Regions from separate parts of the Homo sapiens genome. Here region 1 is linked to region 2. The links are chromatin contacts, found by Hi-C or POLR2A ChIA-PET in ENCODE. All regions are on one chromosome and are shown on one strand. The core of a region is the stretch at or near the end of the contact, and the rest is flanking DNA. Distances in the headings are between cores, read along the strand shown. Region 1 holds the start of KLHL9 (kelch like family member 9). Region 2 has its middle 210 kb from the start of SLC24A2.

The links. A loop is a pair of places that touch in the nucleus more often than their neighbours do. ChIA-PET counts read pairs that join two places held with the same protein, here RNA polymerase II (POLR2A). Pooled maps may share reads with other maps.
Region 1: a loop to region 2 is called in a pooled map, with 7 times the contacts of the local background. The contact joins the promoter of KLHL9 here to the enhancer-like site in region 2. A Hi-C loop is called at or near these places in 3 of 50 pooled maps. POLR2A ChIA-PET finds 5 or more read pairs at or near these places in 2 of 52 experiments (PC-9 and activated CD4-positive, alpha-beta T cell).

Annotation. Positions count from the first base shown.
Region 1 is chr9:21,332,273-21,338,453 of GRCh38, forward strand. KLHL9 (kelch like family member 9) reads right to left here and starts at 3,132. Exons shown (of 1, transcript NM_018847.4): 1 at 1-3,132. The coding sequence starts at 2,587. The coding sequence ends at 734. It overlaps LOC107987053 (a long non-coding RNA gene), which reads left to right. Exons shown (of 3, transcript XR_001746634.2): 3 at 4,349-5,029. RefSeq lists enhancers at 2,562-2,611, 2,802-3,111 and a silencer at 3,152-3,321.
Region 2 is chr9:19,996,527-20,002,356 of GRCh38, forward strand. It overlaps a transcript of SLC24A2 not described here. Among named protein-coding and RNA genes, the nearest start is that of SLC24A2, 210 kb to the left of the region's middle. RefSeq lists an enhancer at 2,774-3,973. Within about 2 kb of position 2,690, at least 4 of the 41 ENCODE cell types and tissues checked have a DNase peak (open chromatin) inside an H3K27ac peak, as active enhancers do.

The sequences.
Region 1 (6,181 bases), core at 1,882-4,381, 1.3 Mb after region 2:
TTCCATTTGAATAGAAACGGCTGCTTTGTGGAAGAAAGAAACTTCAATTTAAAAACAATTTCAGCATCGTTGAAGTGCCAATCAGTTTTCAAATTATGTGTGTGTATACATATGTATGTATGTGTGCATGCATGTATGTTTGTATTATGTGTATTTTTTCCTCCTCTCTCCCTCTCTTGCTCGCTCTAGAGAGAGATACCAAATACTGGCTTGGTGCTATACTGTTTTTTCCTAGTTAATATTTTTATTATTTCTGTCTACGTAAGAAACTTCAAATATTCTGAATGCAACCACACAATCGAGTAAGTTGACAGACATGACAAAAACTACGAAAAGAGGGAGGTAACTAGTATTAATACTTGGCAACCTTTCGTTATTTTTAGTTTAGAGCGGCCTCCCTCTGACATTTTGGAGTCAAAGATGAAAACTCAACTTTGAAGCATAATGGACATAATTACACATTTACCACAGTCATCTACAATTTTATATAACATCACAAAAAGACATCTAAACATTTTTCTACGTCTTTTTTTCATTTGTTAAAACAGCTATGTTAAATACATTTTCAGAATGCATTTGTTAGCCACTTGATAAACATACTAAAAGCCATACAAGACGAATAACATCAGTTACCTTTATATCTAATAACTGTACCAATCACTGTAAGAAGATACAACTGAAGGGGAAGTATTAGATCACCCATGACGTACTGCAAAGGTGTTACACCTTAGACCTAAGAATGATCTGAAGGTGCTGAAAGAGGTGATTCTCTAGAAGGTGACCCAGGGTTTTCTTCAGGTGGAAAAACTGTGAGTGTACAGGCTCGAATGCCACCAAGTGACTCTGGAAGATCAAAAACTTTATGCCACTCATCTTTTTCTGGGTCATATTTCTGGACAATTTCTACCATACAACGATTATTCCAAGAATATCCACCAACAACATAGATTTTATTTTCAAAGACGGCAACTCCAACATCACTTTGGCCTCTTAACATGGCGGCAATTGGGGTCCACTGGTCAAGGGTTGGTGAATAGTATTCACAGCTTAGAACATCATCATAATCACTTGTTCCTCTGAAGTGATTGCCACCAATGACATAGAGCTTATCTCCAACTGTACACATGCAATGCAGACCTCTGACTGTAGTCATTGGAGCCTTTTGCATCCATTTATCTGTATCTGGGTCAAAACACATGAGCTCATTTTGGAAAGTGTCATGGGTAATTCCTCCTGAAATATACATTAAGCCTCCATATACTGTTCCAGCATGACCATAGTGGGGTTCACTCATTTTTGCAACATAGCTCCACTCATTCATTCTTGGGTTGTAACATTCTACTGTGGCCAGTTCACCAGCTGCACTGCGCCCACCAACTGCATACAAATGTCCTTTGAGGGCACTCAAGTGAAAGAATGTGCGCTTTTCATTTAATGATGCAACCTGCATCCATTTATTATACCGAGGATCAAATCTGAAAACTGTATCAACAGCAGTTTTTCCTTTTGTATCATAATTACTCTGACCACCAACTACATAAAGAAAGTTTCCAATGACAGCAATACCATGCTGGTAACGGGGAGCATCCATTGGGGCTAAAGATCTCCATTCTTGTGCCCTTTCATCATACATCCGTAATTCTTTACTGACAACCAGCTGCTGCCTCAAAACTCCTCCTAATGTAACCAAGTGAGTGGAGTCAGATCGAATGGCAGTTCTATCTGACTGCATCACTGGCTGCATATATGGCATCATTTGGTAATTGCTAGCTTCCAAAAGCAAATTCACGCAGGTATTGTCTGTTCTCATGAAATCTACTGTCTGCACGTAATTGATGAGATCCTGTGGTGTCATCAGTGGAAATCGAATATTCTTCATTAACTTTGCAGCATAATCCATCCGAGGGTCTTCCAACCTTAGCCAGCGACAGGCTGCCTTAAAGAGTTCAAGTTCGGTACAGTGCTTAAGACTATTACTGGAAAGCACAAATGCAAGTCGTTCAAAAGGGAGTTTTAGAAACTCCCCAGTACTCAATAAAGCAGGAAAGTTCTTCAGGATGAAATTATTAACATATTTATCCACTTCTATAAGATTGTAGGTGTTAGCAATTCGTCCAACCTCAACACAGTTATCCAAAGAGACTCCTGATATAAGAAATACTTTACAGAAATCCAAAACGGGTAATATTTGTAAAAAGCTAGCAGCTTCAAGTGTGTCCTGAAGATTGTCCATATTAAGAGAAAGTTTTGCAGTATAAATAAAATCAATGATTTTCTTCAGACCAACCTTGTTCACCCCATGAAGCTTAATGCACATCAAATCTTGTTCTTTCATTCCACCTGTGAACATGGCTTTGAAATAATCACTAGCAGACGCCATCATAGCTCTGTGAACAGGGAAGATTTCATCTCCATCACCTGGTACCAGGGTCACATCACAAAGCAATCCTTCTATTCTAAGCTGATCAAAGCCTTGCAATACCACCGAACTGTGAGTATTGCTGGTAAAAAAGCGTGTGGTTCCTGCCTTACAAGGCTGCAAATGGGCAGAGACGCCCATTTCGCCGTTACCAAGGGACACTTTCATGTGAAAGCTTTCCTCTTGCACAGAGATGCAAGCCGGATAAAGAAGTTATAACCGGAATGTTTTACAGGTAACGAGGTGTCCAGAAAGAACAGAAAGCTCGTTTCCTTATCAAGGGAAGGCAGTCACTGCGGCACCCCTCGGGCCACGCCAGTCAGTCATCCACTGAAAATCACCCTGTAGCAGGACCACAAAGGGCTGTGGACCTCAAATCTGATTATTAGACAGATGATTCATCACCTGAAGGCGGTTAAATGACCTGGTTCACCTCGTCCGGCCTGCGCTGCCGCTCCTTCAGCAGTTCCGCTTCGGGCAAGGAAGAGGCGCCGCCACGTACTGTGGCTCCACGGCCCGCTCGGCGGCGGGTCCGGACACCTCAGCGAACGGCCCGCTGCGCCCTCCGCTGTACCTAGAGTGTCGCAGCGGCCACCGGCCTGTCTTTGAGCAAGGGCCGGGAACACAGGCCTGGGCCTGGGCTTGGGCCTAGAATACCGGCCTAGCCCCAACACCGAGCCGCTCCTTCCGGAAAAGCCTAGTCCCAGGATACCACGGGGTGGGAGCGGCCTTAGCGGCTACTGCGGCTGCGCGGCCTCCAGACCTCGTCAGTCAGCGGGAGGGTGGGGGTGGGGAAGGGGGAGGAAGTACCCGGGAGGCGGGAGGGCGAGGGTTGGGGAAGCGGAGCTGTGTGGGGTGGGCGCCAGCCCGGCCTCTTAGAGCTGCCTTGTATGTGGGACCAAATAGGACAGAATGTGTGCAAGCAAGTGTGTTATGCTGCACGTTTGATATAAGTTTTTCGCATATCTGAGCTCTTACGTTCCCCAAATGCATAATTTTTCAAAGCTTTACGCTTCCTAGCTTCTGTTTTTTTGAATAACAGTGAAATGCGGCATTTGTATAAATTGAGAGGAAACCTGGATGCTTAATTTTTTTTTTCCTCTACAAAACAATAATTGTTATCCCACATTATGTAGTAGATACTTCAGTTACAATTTTGGTTCATATTTTCAAATTTGTTACAATTTCAAACGCAAAATATTTGTCTTTACTAGATTGTTACTTTATTATGTAAATGATATATTCTAAATTTTTGGCTTGAAATGCCTTTGTTTTCCACAATTTTAAAAATGGCTACATAATTTTCCAATAACTATACATACTATAGTTTCCTTTGCCCATTGGTTTGTTCCTGAATGTGTACCTTCTTATCCTCCATTGTTTTATAGACTCGGTAGTAAACTTATACAATCTGGTAGCAAAATTTTAGCCCTGTTATGGATAATATTTAGTAAAATACTGATCCAAGACAATATTTCCAAAATATTATCACCAACAATGTTTGTGTCTTTCCCTTCTTCTGACTTTTCCCTTTGTGAGTATTTTATTAACTTGCATTTCTTTAATTAGTGGTAAATTTAAATTTTGACATACAAATAAATGTATACTTTGACACAATTTCTTCCATTTTCCAAATTTTGAAGTTTCTGTCTTTTAAATCCTTCTAGTTCTTTATGCATATGCAAAGTAAGAATGTAGTCATGTTTTTCTTACACTCGCCTCGTTTTTATGTAAAAGATAGCATACCATGTACACTGTTCTGCATCTTTTTTTTTCACTTCAAGATCTTCCTGAATTAGTGTAGAGGGCTTATTTATATTTTTAAACAATTCTGTTGTTGCCTTCTGAGTTGTTACATCATAAGTTATTTAACCAGTGCCCTGTTGATGGGCAGTTCATCTGTTTTGAATGTTTTCTATTGTTTCCAAGGGATGGCAGCAAAATTCAGAAGGCTTAGACTACCACTGTCCTCCACAAGGTGCTCCAGCAGATTGTCACCTTATTCAACACAAGAGGTTGGTTGGAATGAAACTGGCCTGGAGAAATTATTCACTGAATTTTTATCAGCATTGGGAAGTCCTGGAGCCCTGCTTGTTGAATGAGTTAGGGGTGGAAGGGCTCTCTCAGGCCATGACAACTCCCTAATGCTGTGAAGAGCTACTTCCAAGGAATCAGTCTCTATCTGGAAAAGAAAGAAGAGAGCCTCTGTACATGGGAAGTTGGAGCAAGAAATCATGAGATCCTTCTTTTTTTCATCAAACTTGCAAGTAAGATTAATAGCTTAGGAACAGACTTGTGTCTTCATGAAATGATTACTATAGACACTCTTCATTATATTCCCATATGTTTAGTTATTTTAAAAGACTATCTTTTCTGCCTGCATAATGAAATGATTGAATCAAATTTGTCACAATACTTGTTGGTAATGTCAAGCAACTGTATGATAAAGCATCCAGTTCTTAGGGGCATTAGCTCACCATGGATGATATTATTAATTTACCCATGTACTTAATTATTGATTCTACTACATTTATTGTATTCAGTATTTTTGCTTGTATGAAATGTTCACTTTTAACACTGTGCTAATTACATTAAAAAGTGTTCACTTTATGTATATTTTGTTTGTTTGTTTTGTTTTGTTTTGTTTTGACGGAGTCTCGCTCTGTCACCCAGGCTGGAGTACAGTGGTGCGATCTCGGCTCACTGCAACCTCCGCCTCCCAGGGTCAAGCAATTCTCCTGCCTTAGCGTCCCGAGTAGCTGGGACTACAGGTGCGCGCCACCATGCCCAGCTAATTTTTTGTATTTTTAGTAGAGATAGAGTTTCACCATGCTGGCCAGTCTGCTCTCAAACTCCTGACCTTGTGATCCGCCTGCCTCAGCCTCCCAAAGTGCTGGGATTACAGGCGTGAGCCACCATGCCTGGCCCCTCACTTTATATTTTGAAAATTATTCTCTTTATTATTTCGAGTTTTACTTTCAGATCATTTTGCATTTGTTTATTTAAAAAAAACAAACACAAGGTCTTGCTCTGTCACTAAGCTGGAGTGCAGTGGCAGGTTCATAGCTCACTACAGCCTCAAACTCCTAGCCTCAACAATCCTCCCACCTCAGCCTCCCACACTGCTGGGATTACTGGCATGAGCCACCATACCTGGCCTTACTCAATAAATCAATGCCAAGGTTGGTTTTGCAACCTCAAGTGAAGTTCAGTTCATTCATTCCATTCACACTGTATGAAACACTTGATATGTGACTTTTCAGGATAGAAAAGTGAATAAAGGAAACACAGCTTCAGCCCTCTTGAAACTTTTTGCTGAGGGAGAAATAAAACTATTAACCAATTAATTAATTTCAACTCTATCATAAACTCAAACCATAGGCAAAAGAAAAGTGGTTTTTGTCATCAGAAACTGGAAGACTTTAAGCCTTGAAAATTGGATACACAGTTCTGGGATTTAGAGTGCATGGCTAGAGATGTTCATTTGGGAGCTGGGCTATACCTTTTTCCTGAAGGCCCAAGGATGGATGAGGTCTGGTAGAAATTGAGTAGTGAATCAGAAGACCAAAACCTGGATCTTGAGGACCTTTACATCTTAATGTAGTGAACAGAGTGAGGAACCTGAAAAGGGCATGTGAATGAAATGATAGGAGGACATCCAGGAGCAAAATAGGAGGACAACCAGGAGAAAATTGTGATAAGAGGGTGTTTAAGGGAAGAAATGTGTTTAAAACATGACGTTTTACATTTAGGAAAAGAAAG
Region 2 (5,830 bases), core at 1,440-3,939:
GTCAGGAGTTCAAGACCAGCCTGGCCAACATGGTGAAATCCTGTCTCTACTAAAAAAATACAAAACTAAGCCAGGCATGCTGGCAGGTGCCTGGAATCCCAGCTACTCAGGAGGTTGAGGGAGGAGAATCGCTTGAACCTGGGAGGTGGAGGTTGCAGTGAGCCGAGATGGTGCCACTGCACCACTCCAGCCTGGGTGACAAGAGTGAGACTCCGTCTCAAAAAAAAAAAAAAAAAAAAAAGGAGATCCATCATGATTATCCTATGCCTTCACACCCTCCATAACGAGTAACACCTTACCCCAAGTGGTACGTTTCCCTGGTTTGAGAATTGTAGCTCTAGTTATAAGGAGCCATTAGAAGGTATTAAACTAAGTAGCAACATTATTAGATTTGAATTTTAGAAAGCGCTCAGTGGTAAAAGCATGGAGAATGAAGTAAAGGAGAACAAGACAAAAGAGAGGGAGACAACGAGTTGGGAGACTGTCCATTATTGCAGGCAAAAGATGGTGAAAAAAAAAAGGCAAAAAAAGCAAACAATTTGCTGAGCTCTTCAACTAGGCATGCTTCTTGAGAATAATTACGAGAGAGAGCACAGAGCATTTTCCTCAAGACAAGAAGAGAGATTTAGAACTTAGTCATCACAATTTTACTGTTTCTTCTTAATAATTTTTGGAATCTGGTCTTGGTGCTAGATTTGCAATAATCAGACTAGGTGTGAGTTTAGGGAACCAGCAAAGCAGGGGCACAGAAAGAAAGAGAAAGAGAAAGAGAGAAATTAGAATAAAGATAATTCCAGTACCCATTTAAGCTTTATGTCACCTCAAAAAGTAAGTTTACTTTACAGTTTGATACAACTTTGATTTTGACTTTCATATGGAAGTGGACGTACCATATTAGTTTAGGTCATGATACCTTTTACATTCTTAAGCTATTCCTTGGAGTGAGGAACTGAGGTCCCCATTTGTGAGCCCAAGAAGATCAGAGGAGGTGGTCAGGATCATTCAGCACACTCTCAGCAAGTGTCAGACTCACCCAACAACAGAAAGGGAAACCCCAGTCACAGATCCACTATTATAGAAGGGGAGAGGTAAACAGAGAGAATTTACTGAGTGGTTAGAAATGATTCCACTCATGAAAAAACAGGCGTACAACAGCAGCTAGGAGTGAGCAAGACAAACTCCAGTCTTCAGAATTACACACAGATTCAGCTCTGTTGAGATCTTACTTGATGACATGGTTGGACTCAGGCAACACATTTTATTTGCCAATGAAACTGTATTTGGATAAATAGTTAATTTGCCTGTGTCCCTCACTGCAAAAGAGAAGCTCTTATTTCCTTCTCAGTTTGAATCAGATTTGAATCAGAATTTTATCAATAGAAGATTCAGCATTAATTTTCTCTGGCTCTTTCCAATAGGCCCTCCTAGTTACTATCTCTTAGTTCATACCTGGCATCCTTATATTTTTGGGAAAAAAGCCAATACTATTAAGGATAAGCCATACAATAATAAAAATTATATTAATAATAATGCATCTCTCACTATTTAGCACTTACTCTGTGCCGGAAGCTGTGGTAAGTAATTTACATTCATTGTCTCAATTGGTCTTCACAATGAAACAACAAAATCTGTAATTATCATTTTCTCCATTTTAGAGATGGGAGATTGAGATTTAGACATGGCAGGGCTAGGATTCAAACTCTGGCAGATGAACTCTGAGTGTGCCCCTCTTCAGAAATGGGTCTTCCATTCAGACCCATTCAGGGGTTAACTCAGCCTGAACTCGCCCACACATACCCTGTTTTGAGCTCAACTTCCTTCTGGCAGCAGTACTTCCTGAAGCCTGTCAATGATTCACTTCCGGGTCACCTCTACCCTCTGTGAGCCTTGTGAGACATTTTAAATGCCAGAGCCACATTCATTCATTGTAGCTCCAGCATTTCTTTTCCTAGGGACATGCTATTTTCATTAGGATTAAAACAGCCCCCAGCAATAAATATTAAAAACCTGCCCAGTGAAAAGAGCAGCTTCCTCAGAAGCTTATGAGGATTAGAATTTTTAAGCAGGCCCCGCTTCCTATGACCACCCCTCTTCTCCATCCCTTTGTGTGCTCCCACATGGGTGTGCTTTCAGCATCAATCAGATTTGCTGTTTTGCTCAAATCCGTTCATACTAATTGTCTGCCCATATTGCTGTGTGCTCTGGACAGAATGGTCTGGGAGAAATAGAAACTCACTCCTTCTCCCACCCCTGGGGGGATTCAGATTTTGTGTGCTTGATCTTTGTTGGTGGCAAGATAAAAATGCTTGCTATACATAGCAGCTTTCCTCCTTCATGTTCAACGGCAGCCCTGATGATGGGGGACCTCAGCCATCCTATTTGTTCTAAAGCCACCCACAGAAGAATCAGACCAGCAGAAGCCAGAAATAAGCTAGCTGGGGCTGCAAGTCTCTTTGTGTGTGGTGATATAGCAGAGAGACTTGGGAAAGTCAATTATTTTCAGTATGAGTTTTGGTTCCACTGCTTCATGGTGTAAGATGGGGATCCCCAATTTGTTCATCTGTAAAATGAAGATGCTAATGCCTACCCACTGGGGCTATTGGGAGAATTAAAGACCTATATAAAGTGTTTAGTGCAAGACTTGGAGCAGGGAGCCACGGCTTTGCCTGTCACTCCTTCGCCTCCCTGGCTGGAAGCCTGAGTAGTAGGTGAGGCATTTATTATCCATGTTCATTAACATCCCTGAAGACTTGTGGTTCCTGTATTGAAAACCACACTGAGTGTTCCCAGTTAATTGGGTGTCCTTGGGCCTGAGTTTCTCTACACAAATATATGAGCTTGGGATTTTTAAAAAGTATACAGTAATTATATTCTTGGACAAATGGTACCTTTTCTAGAAAAGCACAGAGAATTCTTTCAGCACTCAGGGCTAGGTAGGAATTGCTTGATGTATGGGTAGCAACTCATAGTAACTAATGATTTACAATAAATACTCCAACAAAGAAAAGTCTGAGTAAACTCTATATTTCATCCTCATGGCAATGAGCTACAAAAGGTTTGCATTTTAAATCAACTGGTGGTTGTACCCCAGAAGGATGTGGTCTAAATAGATTTGTGTGACAGGGTAATTACTCATCACGGAAAGGATCCCAGCTGTCATCATGGTTTCTCACTAAGCAGTCAGTGAGTGAGCAGTTATGGAATTACAGGGCTGACCTCCTGTGTCCTGCCTTACAGTCATCCTGAGCCAGAGTCACAGAGTTTCATCAGGGGGACCCAGGAGGCACAAAGCAGTCAACACCCATGGCTGAGAATCAAAGTCTAGAAGGGGCCTGTTTTCAACCTCTTCATCCGGGTCACTGGTGGCAATTTTGCCAAGTGACTAAAGAGCTAGACTAGGAGTTCCCCAGTTCAGGGTCTTAATGGCCTGAATGTTCAAGACAGTGTGGAGAGGTTCAGAGACTGCAGTCTTTGGGGTTACACAGACCTGTGCTGGAGTCTCAGTCTTTGGGGTTACACAGACCTGTGCTGCTGCTCACTTTGTGATCGATCTGCAACTAAAAAACCACATTTCTCTGATTTACTATTTTTCTAGCTGTAAAATGGAGGTAATAATTCCTACTTTAAAAGATTTTAAACTAGTATGTATGGAAATGGTTGGCACTTAATGAACATTATTATTTCACCTTTTGAAGTACCATTAGGTGCCAGAAACTGTGCTAAGCATATTACATGGACTTTGCTCATAACAGTTCCCTATTTTATGGATAAGGAATTGGAGGAATCTTGCCCAAGTAGCTAGTATGCAGCTAGTTAGTAGCAGAGACAGAATTTGACCTAGGCAGGTTGGATCCAGACTGCCCTATAATCATCAGAGGGTGAAAACATACCTTCAACTGGAGTTTCAGAGACTTTTGTGCCAGTTCTTGATAAACATTGTATAGGTATAAACTCTATCTTCAAAAAGTTTATCCAGTCTCATTGGAGGACAAGGGAGAAACATCAGAACACAAACGGCCCTGAGAATAGACCACCTGGCAACAAACAATAACTGCTGTAGGAGCTCAGTGAAGATCAGGAACTCACGACACATGGATCTCTTCTCCCGCAGTCTCCATATCTGCCACATTTTTTTGCACTGGAGTTTCTTATGTGTCAGTGTTATATAATTTTAAGGCTCTGATTTTGAACTAAAGAATGGACCCCAGTTTTGCCTTAAGCATAAAGACAGGAAATATACATGCCCTAGAGACTAAGTTAACAGTAAAATGTGAGACTGTTCCTCCTCTATACACAGAGAAAACTTTCATGGGAAAAACAGGATCACTGTTGAGACAGAAAAGTTATGTATGAGAGGGTGTGGAGGACGGAAGGAGGCAGGAAGCATAACTTGGAATTATTGCTTTTTAAGCTTAGAAGGGTCATCTGACCCTAATGGATAGTAAGATGAATATTATCTTGGTATCCAAGAGCAAAGATCACGTTTTGAGGCCCTTTCTCTCCCCATCCATTGCTCTAATGGGCCCACCCTCACTTTAAAAATAAACAATCAAATGCAAACGTGGCAGTTGCATTTTGTGGGCCACAAAGGAGAAAGTTAAAGCCTGGAGGATCAGCACTTCGTTTCTGATGGCAGAGCCTGCATTGTCCCTGCTGCGCCACACATCCTGTCCTCTTAGATCCAGCAATGAGTGGGCTGAGGATAGGAGGGAGTGTGCATCCACCTTCCTGCAAAGCTGCAGGTTTACCTGTGGAGAGTGCTCTGCATGCCTCACAACGCACCCTCTCACCCTCCTGGCACTCTATTTTGGCTCAGGTCTGCATGGAGAGAAGGGAACTGTCCTGCGGAAGAAATCTGGAAGGGGGTTAAGCCTAGCAGGAAGGGGAAGAAGCCAAGGCAACCAATTAATTTTCCTTTGCTGCTTAAATCATTCTCGCCCAATCTGCTGAGCTGAGAATAAGCATAACTGTCCCCAAGGTGTCAAGGCCCTGCCTTTTTTGGGTAAATCACATGGGAATCAAAAATAGAACCACTGTGAAAAAAGGCGTCTCAGTCCACCCTCCACTGGCAATGGCTGAGTTTGGTGGATATTCATCTCTATTCCATGTCATCCGCCAACTTTGAGGCCTGCTTGCCACATCACCAAAGAGGTTGCTAAGCATCTTCCTACCGAGTCTTTAAGATTTGTTACATGGATTTGGGCATTATACAGACATGTCTTTTATTTATGATGCCTCTGGTTAAAGGTTGCCTCTCCCAAAGAAAAAAAGCTTCACAAAGCAACACCTACTTTGATCCAGCACTAAAATATTTAGTAGAGTGCTATCTCCCAAAATGTGTTTATTGAAACATCAGTTCTGTGATATATTCCCAGAAAAATGTACTTCATGGAAAATATGTAAGTCCACATAAGAATACTAAAGGTAAGAATACTGTTTATGTGAGTTTAATACAGCATTTCTAAAATTTATTTATTGATAGAATTCTTTTGATTTTCAAAAGTTTGAGGCAGTCCTCAGGGCTGAGGACTAAAGCCCTGCTTTAGTGGAACATACTTAGGTAAATGCTGATGAATCCACAAGGATTGTTTTAGTACCACCACCTCTGGTGCAGAGACAAGCATTCTGCTTGTCACCACAAGATTTCAACATCGGAAGAGTAATAGTAATACCAATAGCACTACCATTTCACCCCAACTCTGTGTCTACGTAGGCTGTTGAGCCAGCACTGATGTACCAGTAGTTGAAAGGTGTCTCTGAGCAATGCACAAAAGGCTGCCATGTTAGAAAAATGATTAGCACTTTATTCTACCAAAAGGCTTACTGCAAG